Linked DNA regions of Homo sapiens: region 1 is linked to region 2. Evidence: read pairs that join two places in POLR2A ChIA-PET (ENCODE). Cell type or tissue: MCF 10A. All regions are shown on one strand. Each heading gives the region's core, and the rest is flanking DNA. Links, peaks and the distances in the headings are about the cores only. Region 1 overlaps DKK3 (dickkopf Wnt signaling pathway inhibitor 3). Region 2 overlaps MICAL2 (microtubule associated monooxygenase, calponin and LIM domain containing 2).

Region 1 (5,534 bases), core at 1-4,000, 190 kb after region 2:
GCTTTAAAATTTCCAGATGAATTCAATTAAAAGTAATCACCACACACCCTATACTTTCCTTTCTTCAAATGCTGGAATGTGTATTAATATGTATGGTAACCCAAGGAGGCTCACAGAAAGTTACAGAGAGTAACACTATATGCCTGTCTAGAAATTGCACGCAGTATGTGCAAGGCCCTGGTCTGTTTTTACACTCAAATGTGAAAGGGGAAAAGGACACCGCAGCATGTTATTGCACCTGAGCACATCGGCTGATGGGGATGTGGTCTGACGTCTTTGTTGTGAGGCTTTTGTGCTGCACTTGCCGCCTGCCCCACTTCACAGGTCAGTGGCAGACGCACTGATGCTGTGCTGCTTTTGTGCTGGGGGTGAGGAGGAAAGCAGCATGTAGAAGCTAGAGCATGGGCAAGCCATTGTGCATTAATAGGACACTTTTATTTATGGAACTGTGTCCCCACATAGGAAGAGTCTGGCCCAATTAGCCAAGGCACCCTTTTGATGGCACACATCCTCTTTAAAATCCAACTCGCAGCTACAAGGCTTAGCATGTCCTGCATGTGTTGTCTTTCCGGTTTCACATTAGAATTTGATGTTAAAAAGTGAGCTGGTTTGTATCTAGGTGAACACACCTAGTTTGAAGCTGTAAGTTCAATCATGTACAAGCAACTCCAAGATACTGGCCAAGACTTCTGGAAGGCTGGGTACAGTGGCCCACACCTGTAGTCCCAGCACTTTGGAGGGCTGAGGTGGGAGGATCACTTGAAGACAGGAGTTCAAGACCAACCGGGGTAAGAAATTGAGACCCCTCTACAAAAAATAAAAAATAAAAAAAATTAGCCGGGCCTGGTGGCACATGCCTGTGGTTCCAGCCACTCAGGAGGCTGAGGCAGGAGGATCGCTTGAGCCCAGGCGGTCGAGGCTGCAGTGAGCTATGATTGCATCACTGCACTCCAGCCTGGGTGACAGGAATACCCTGTCTCTAGAAACAAACAAACAACAGACTTCTGAGGCCACAGGTGGATGGATTTTCCTGCCAAAAGCACCCAGCTTGTAGAGATTTGAGTGACCCAGTGACTTCCTTGTTCCAGTGCTGGTGGTGGCTTTTTGACTGGGACAGCAGACTGAGGACAGTGATCATGGAGTTCCCGACAAGTGTGAGACCGCATGTTGTGAGGATACTTTGCCTGTTAAATGTATTGGAGCCTGGGGAGAATGGGGTGTTAAGCCGTGACCGTCTTTTCCCATGGAGCAGTGAGCACCCATCACCTCCAAGCCCAGAGAGACCAAGCGAGAAAGTGGGAGAGGAAAGTGTATCGAACAAGCGCTTTCTCCCTCAGGTCTCAAGTTCTTCCCTGACCCCAACTTGTTCATACACTCTCGAGTGGGGTGCTGGCTTTGTTTTCTCCCTGCGCCCTGGTTTTTGATGCTGGACTCAATCCATTTAATGGAGTGTCAGAAGGTAACATGATGAGGAATCGCTGGGGGCTTATGATTTTAACAGAAGTGCACCAGGGGAGGGTGCGGCACCTCTAGAGGGACTCAATCAGTTCCCAGAGGATCTGCCTCCTGGGGAGACCTGCAAGGTCCAGGGAGGCTAGGGTGGTGGCTGAGTCCCAGGAAATGCAGCCCTTCCCTTCTGTCCATTTTGAGGCAGAATGAAGAAGTTTGAAGAAGGTGAGATGCAGACCTCGGTTCGAGCCCTGCATTGCCTTTTACAAGCTCTGCCCTTTGTGACTCGGTTTCTTCAGCTATCAAATGGGGCTAATAATCCCCCTTTCACAAGACTGAGTGAGAATCTAGTGTGGCAAGGTTTATAAAGGCTCTTTGTGTGAGGTTCATTATTACTGAAGAGTAATTAAAACTGGGTTCTAATTTGCTGGTTCCCAGCAACTTTACAGAAAAAAGAATGGCATGAGACTGGGGGGAGATGCGAAAGGTCTCCACAGGCACAGGCGTCTTTCCTCTGACATTTGTAGCCTCGGGCTGCTTTCATTCTGCAGCAGCCTGCCTCGCTCTCTGAGTGATGTGCTCTGCCAGGAGCTCTGTGTTCCTGGCCACAAGGCTGACTCATCCCGCTGTTGTTCCTAACCGTGCCTGTCCTATATGTCTAGGTTGAGGATTGGGGATACAGACAAAGGGAAGGATAGGTCAAAATGAACGACCAGGGGACTAGGCGATGGTTGGGTACTGATAAGTTCCAAGTTGGGGCCCCAAGTTGGCAAGGGGTGATACTGGTTTCTGCAGAAAGAAACAGACTTATTGTCCTAAGGTTGATAGCAAAGGCTTGTGTGAATGTTCAGTTCCATAGTCTGACAACCACACAGAGTTTGGGTACATTTGTGTTTCGAGATTTATATTTTGCGTTGACTTCGTGATTTATGTCTAAATATAAGGCCCACTTGCATTATTCAGTAGGAAAAGATATATAAGAAAAATTGAAGAGCTCTGTATCATTCTGAGAAATGGGTAAATAATTCCCAAATAAATAAAGTTGATGTGGGTGAGCAATTTTTATGGGGTAGGCATTTCTTTTTGTGCTGCTACCTGGTATATTAAGTTGTACTCTCCTCAACCTCAATATCTTCCAAGAAAGAATTCATTAAATAGAAGCGATTCCACATCTAAAATCAAAATACTTTGGAGTTAATACTGTGGAGATGGTATAAAAGGTTGTCTTCAATCAAACATTAAGTGAAAAAAAATTGCAGAACAGTATATATAATATTTAAAGTATATAAAATATACATATATGGTATATGAAATCTCTTAGTTTTAGAAAAAAGTATGCATAAAAAATCCTGGTAAGACATATATTAAATCATTAGTAGATCTTTCCAGAGGATTTTAAGCTTGCAGAGACCCTTTATAGATTTCTTTATTTTCAAAAGAGTTTGTGAATTTACAATTTTGGTCTAAACATCTCTATATTTTTGAATGGTTTTGCAAATACTTTCAGTGTAAATGCTAGAAATTAAATTGCTAAGTCAAAGGGTATGCATATCTAAAATTTTGAGAGATACTGACAAATTTTCCTCTAGGAAGGCTACACCCATTTTATTTTTAGCATCAACTTCTGAGGCTGTGTTTCACCAGCCCTCACCTACAGTGGGTGTTAACAGTGCGTGATCATATGATAGGCAAAGAAAAAAGATATCTTCGTTTTGTTTATATTTCTTTGATTATTAGATCAAAGAAATATAAAGATCATTTGCATTGCTATAAAGGAGTACACAAGCCTGGGTAATTTACAAAGAAAAGAGGTTTATTTGGCTTACAGTTCTGCAGGCTATACGAGCATGGCACCTTGTTTATATTTCTTTGATTATTAGATCAAAGAAATATAAACAAGGGGGATGGCTGTTTGAGAACTGTAAATTTTATCAAATGTAGAGTCTGCAAATTTATCTTATCCCTTCTTTTCTTTGTCAGGGAGAAAGGTCAGTTTTGCATTCCAGGCCATGCCCAAGAGCAAATACCAAGAGCAAATACCATCTATTCCAGTGTGAGGTGATTAGGGAGGTGGGAAGTCCTAGCAGGAACATTTGAGTGCTCAATGTCTATGTGAGGCGGCTGATGGGCTGAGTCACAGAGGGTGGGTGGTGGGGACATGCAGGCTACTGCCTCCACCCCTGCGAATACAGACAAGGTTTAGATGACTGCTGATAGAAGCAGCACTTCAGAGGGGGTGGTTAACAGCTCGGGCACAGGCAGATCCAGTTCAAATGGCAATTCTATTGCTTATTAGCTGTGTGCCTTTGGTTAAGTTCCTGAACTGCTCTAAGCCTTAGTTTTCCCATATGTAAAATGGGCTTAATAACAGTACCTTCCATATAGTATTGTCATGAAGATAAAATAAAATAACCCAGGTCAAAATATTATACAATACCTGGAACATAAAGAGTAAGAAGTCAGTAAATAGCAGGCATTTGTTATGATTTGATTATTTTGGTAGCCCAATCCTTGGCTATCAAAATTATCAGTATTAATTCATTCATTTATTTGCACATTCCTTGAGTACCTGCTACGTTTTTGGCAGAGAAGTGTAAAAGACAGTCTCTAACATCGGAGAAGCATCCAGGCTATAGTGGACAAAAAAAATAAACAAGTCATTACAATATGGATGCATAATTTTGAAAGGCAAAGGTTGCACAGGGCATTGTGGGGGCATGGTGCAGGGGAAAACCAGGTAGCCATGGAAGACTTGCTTGGGAGACAGTTCTCTACGGGTCTCTGTTTCTGCTCATTTTATAAGCAAAGGCACTTCTCAGTCCATTTGCATTGCTATAAAGTAGTACACAAGCCTGGGTAATTTACAAAGAAAGGTTTATTTGGCTTGCCGTTCTGCGGGCTGTACGAGCATGGCACCAGTGTCTGCACCTGGTGACGGCTTCGGAAAGCCCTCACTCATGGCAGAAGATGAAGGTGCACAGGCATCACATTGTGAGAGGAAGTGAGGGGAGGGAGGAGAGAGACAGAGAGAGAGAGAGGAGAGGTGCCAGGCTTTTTTCTGTTTTTTTGTTTTTGTAGAGACAGTGTCTCACTATATTGCCCAAGCTGGTTTTGAACTCCTGGCCCCAGGAGATCCTCCCACCTCGGCCTCCCAAAGTGCTGGGACTATAGGCATGAGCCACTATGTCCAGCCTCTTTTTAACAATCAGAACACATGGGAACTAATAGAGCGAGAACAGCAGCAAGCCACTCATAAGGGATCTGCCCCCATGACCCAGCTACCTTCTGCTAGGTCCCACCTCCAACACTAGAGATCAAATTTCAACATGAGATTTAAAGAGGACAAATATCCAAACTATATCTGACACTAATTGATCTCTTGTTCCAGGCCATCTTTTCTAGGCGGTGGCCTTGAAAAACAGAGCTAGCTCTCCCTCCTTGGCAGAGGGCAGGTTTGCTTGCAGTCCATTATCAAAGGTTTGGGTTCTCTGAGCTTGAGATCCCTTAGGTGTGATGTAAACCCAATGCATGTGCAGCATCCGTCTGGACCCCTCCATGGGGCAGTGTGGAACCTGCAGGCAAGGAGAACTGATACAGACAAGAGGCTTATGCTGTTTCCGTGTTGCTGAAATAAAGTCCTTTGTCTCTGACCCAGAAGTCTCATGTCTTCTGCTAGCAGCCATGAAACCGTGGCAGGAACATGTATCATCTTGCAAGTAGAATAGAATCTTAGACCCTTCACACTTCTTGACAGGCTCCCTGGAAGAGGTGGCAGTTGAGCTGTATTTTGAATGTTGTCTAGGAATTCTCAGTTGTGGGGAAAAAGGGTATTCGTTGAACAAGTATTTCTTGTTCAAAGTCAAGGAGGCATGTGGAAATAAGAATATGTTGGAGGAACGCTAAACAATTTAGAATGCCAGAGCTGGAGATGTGCGTGGGGGAGCAGCAAGTAAAGCTGGGGGAGAGGCAGGGATGAGATCAGGCAGGCCTTTGAGAGCCATGCCAAGGAGTTAGGAATACATGCTGAGTTAGGAACATATCCTGCATCTGCAGTGCTTTACCATGTCCTGTACTGTATACTGTAA
Region 2 (4,000 bases), core at 1-4,000:
AATCTGTGTGGTGGGATAATCTCACCAACACCTGAAGCTAGACAGGGGCATTGGAAACTGTAGGGCTCAGTATGGGTCAGTTACTGCTGTTGTTACCAGCCACCAAATTAAACTCACCCAAACTCTCTCCCCACAACTGACTGAAACAATGATTCTCCTAAGCTCATTCTTGTGACAGTAAAAGTACAGAAAGGCCCAGCAGTAGGCTTGGTTTAATACTGTATTGGGAATTTATTTATGAAATCTCTCAGAAGAGCTTAATTCCATCACAAACCTTAATGTCAGACATTCGCTGGGACAGATGACAGTTCAGGACACTCAGGAGGATGGCATTTCCTTAGTTTACCTCTCCCGGGCTGGAATTTCAGAGAAGCAGCTGACTACCACATTTTCGGCCTCTGTGGGCAGGTATGCTGGTGGTCAGGGTCTGCAGTGGAGCCCTCTCTTGGGACACAGATGCCCGTACTTAACCAGGAGGAGAATGGTGAACAGGGAGCGGCTTGCAGGACAGGGAGGCAGCCAGATAGAGAGCTTCCGCTCAGAGTCCTTTCAAACAGTCCTGACAAACAGTAATCATGACAAAGGTAATCATCTTCCTCTATGCCGGCCACTGTTCTAAGTGCTTTACACATATTATTTTATCCAGGCCTCACAATCACCCTCAAAGTTGGAGACTATTATCATTTTTCAATTAAGGAAACTGAGGCACAGAGAGGTGAAGTAACATGCTTAAGGTCACACAGCCAAGATCCGACGTGGTGGCTCACACCTGTAATCCCAGCACTTTGGGAAACCAAGGCGAGTGGATCACTTGAGCTCAGGAGTTCAAGACCAGCCTGGGCAACATGGCAAAACCCATCTCTGCAAAAGCACACAAAAATTAGGCAAACATAGTAGTGCACACCGGTGGTCCCAGCTACTCGGGAGGCTGAGGTGGAAGGATCACTTGAGCCCAGGAGATGGAGGTTGCAGTGAGCTGATTTGTGCCACTGCACAACAGCCTGGACAACAGAGTGAGACCCTGTCTCAAAAAAATAAAAAAAAGTCTCACAGCCATAAGTGGGATGCAAACCCAGGTTGGTCTGACCTCAAAGACCATGCTCTCAGGCCCTGTGCCACACCACCGTCTCACTCTGTGGCTTGAAGAAATAAGAGCTTCAAGGGTAGTCTATGTCAACAGTGTCCACAGCACACCTACTTCTCCTATGTCCTGAAGCAAGAGTGTCCCTCTCACCTCCACAGTCCCTAGCCAGCATCCTACCAGTGATATTTAAGACCCCAAATGCACCATCCACCTCTCTTGGCTCAGTTCAGTCTCAGAAACATCTGTGCCTGAGAAGGGCACAGGCGGTTAGATTCTGGGCTCTGAGCTGGAGCAGAGGCTCTGTGTCTGGGCCAGGACAAGGGGGAGGACATGCTGAGTGTGGACAGATGTCCACCAGGCCATGACTCTGGCAATCATTTTAATGAGCAATGCAGCGGTCAGCTGGGCACGCCAAACGTGTTCACCCACTCTGAAAACTGAGTTGAAATAGAGCATGATTCCAAGGCCCAGGTCAGTTAAATGACAAAGCAACAAAACCACAACAATGTATTACATCCAAACCCAGTGACCACAAAACTTTTCTGATTCAGGATTTAAAAAAAAGAAAAAAAAAAAGGAGTCAGGATATGGTTTCATGAAGGCATTAAGCCATCTCCCCCACCCCACATACTCCTAACTTCCTGAACAAAGAAAGCATTCCATCATTTTAGCGCCTTTCCACCAAGACAACAATAGGCTGCATTTTCCATCTAAGAACAGTTGGCTTGGAACAGCAGATAGAGAAGCAGTGAGAGTAAACGCAGGTCTGCGGGGCCACCGAGGACAATGATTAATGGGTTTCCCAGGCCTGCTATCAGCTGGGGCAGGCAGTATAGGAATAGGTCTCAGAACATGTTACCCCAAGGCCCTCTTGCAAGCACTCCAGTGAGCAGAGGATCGGCCTACACATTCCCAACCCATGAGCTCAGGCTGGAGGTGAGCCAGGGAGAGCCAAGGTGGACAGTGGGAGGAGGGTCAGAAAGGGTCTGAACGTCTCACTGCTGCTCCAGGAAGGGAAGACTAGCCATCCATTGAGGCATTACGACACCACCTCTGACTCGAACAATGGACTGTGTGGTGTGACCTTAATTAAAGGAAAAACGTAGAATCACAGTGCATTTAAAAGACCTTAGAGAGGCCATCTACTAAAATCTCTCATATCACACAAGAGGGAACAGAACAGAGTTGGGAGGAAGGGAAAGAGGAATTTACGTTTCTGACAATTTCCTATCGCTAGGAATCGTGTCGTGTGTGCTAAAGCCGCTACGGTGTGTTAGAATATTGCTGTTTTACAGATGTGGAAATTTGGTCTCAAGCCAGTAATTGGCCCCCAGTCACAAAACTAAAAAGCAGAGGAGCAGAGATTTGACCCGGATCCCTTCCAAGCTCTTTTCAGCAACTCCCCCACCCCTGACCCACTACACTGGCAGGCCCCACATGGCTCCTGACCCCTCTATTCCCAGCTCTATGGCATCAGAACAGGGGTCCTTAACCATTTTTATGCCACAAACCATCTCAGTAACTTGATAAAACCTATGGACACCTTCTCAGAATATTTTCTTTAAATCATAAAACAAAACATTAACAGATCTAGCATAGCTAATAGTAAGTAACAAGATCTAGTTGTAGGTCTAACACCTTACAATAATTTCAATAATTATTCACTTATAATAATTTCTAGTTGTAAGTGTAAATCCTAGCTTGAGATATCTGCAACCACTGCAAGAAGGAATGAAAATATTTGTGATTTCTATTAGTGATGAAGTCACAGGCACTCCTAAGATGGATTTGTTGCCTACAGTGTCCCTGTAATTGGGGAATATATTACGTTTCAGTTAGAGGTTAGTAAAAATAAAGGGTTTTTTCTTCATTCAAGTTCACAGACCCCAGGAAATTAAAAATCCGTGTACCAGACTAGCACTACCATGAATCCCCAGCATGGGGGACAGTTGTCAACTTTTCCTTAAACCTGTAGGACAAAATAATAGCAGTTGCGATTTATTGAATGTTTTAATGTTGCAGGCCCCTGTTAAGCTAACTCATGTCCTACTGACAGCTTTTCTTTAAAGTGGGTGATGCTGCCTTGATCTTACAAAGCAGAAAAGTTTGGTTTCAAGGTTGAATCTTAAAGCAAGTTAAACACATCTACCTACTTCATGTTCAAGTTTACAGATTATTGTAATTGAAGAGACTGTAAAGTAAGCTGTTAAAAAAACCATTTTACTTGAAATTCTCTTCTTGGCTGGATGGATTTTGAGTTCACGTAAACAAAACAAAATAAATTAGACATTGAAGCTGATATAAGGCTACAAATGCCATCCTTAACCGCAAATTGAAAACTACTAAATCCATCAGATTCATAGTACCAGGACTTTAATCGAGAATTTCTAATAAACAAAGGTGAAATTCTAAAACCAGACATTCATAAATATAAAATAATGCTGTTGCCCTCCTTAAATATTTCTGACAGAATTTCTTTTGAAAATAAATGTAAGAATAGGCCGGGCACGGTGGCTCATGCCTGTAATCCTAGCGCTTTGGGAGGCCAAGGTGGGTGGACCACCTGAGGTCAGGAGTTTGAGACCATTCTGGCCAACATAGCAAAACCCTGTCTCTACTAAAAATAGAAAAATTATCCAGGCATGGTGGCAGGTGCCTATAATCCCAGCTATTTGGGAGGCTGAGGCAGGAGAATCGCTTGAACCCCCAGGGGTGGGGTGTGGCGGGGCGGAGATTCCAGTGAGCTGAGATCACGCCATTTCACTCCAGCCTGAGCAAAAGAGCAAAACTCCATCTCAAAAAAAAAAAAAAAAAAAAAAAAGAAGGAAAATAAAGGCAAGAATAATTTCTGAGCCCTCTCTGTATCCTTATCACCCAAGATCAACTGTTGAAGAAATAGTGTACTTGAAAATACAA

What was found. Peaks named below come from ENCODE experiments on the same cell type or tissue, not always from the same donor. Only the 100,000 strongest peaks of a DNase experiment are listed, where the experiment ranks them.
Region 1: POLR2A ChIA-PET joins it to region 2 with 6 read pairs; 3 of 35 experiments call an interaction of 5 or more read pairs at or near these places.

What each region holds. Positions count from the first base shown.
Region 1 is chr11:11,990,546-11,996,079 of GRCh38, reverse strand. All of the region lies in intron 3 of DKK3 (dickkopf Wnt signaling pathway inhibitor 3), which reads left to right. Among named protein-coding and RNA genes, the nearest start is that of DKK3, 15 kb to the left of the region's middle. In MCF 10A, for the core only: no CTCF peak of the experiment used is centred there; a DNase peak (open chromatin) is centred at 2,029.
Region 2 is chr11:12,180,827-12,184,826 of GRCh38, reverse strand. The region is part of intron 3 of MICAL2 (microtubule associated monooxygenase, calponin and LIM domain containing 2); the gene reads right to left. Among named protein-coding and RNA genes, the nearest start is that of MIR6124, 19 kb to the right of the region's middle. RefSeq lists an enhancer at 1,993-2,493. In MCF 10A, for the core only: no CTCF peak of the experiment used is centred there; DNase peaks (open chromatin) are centred at 1,546, 2,036 and 3,826.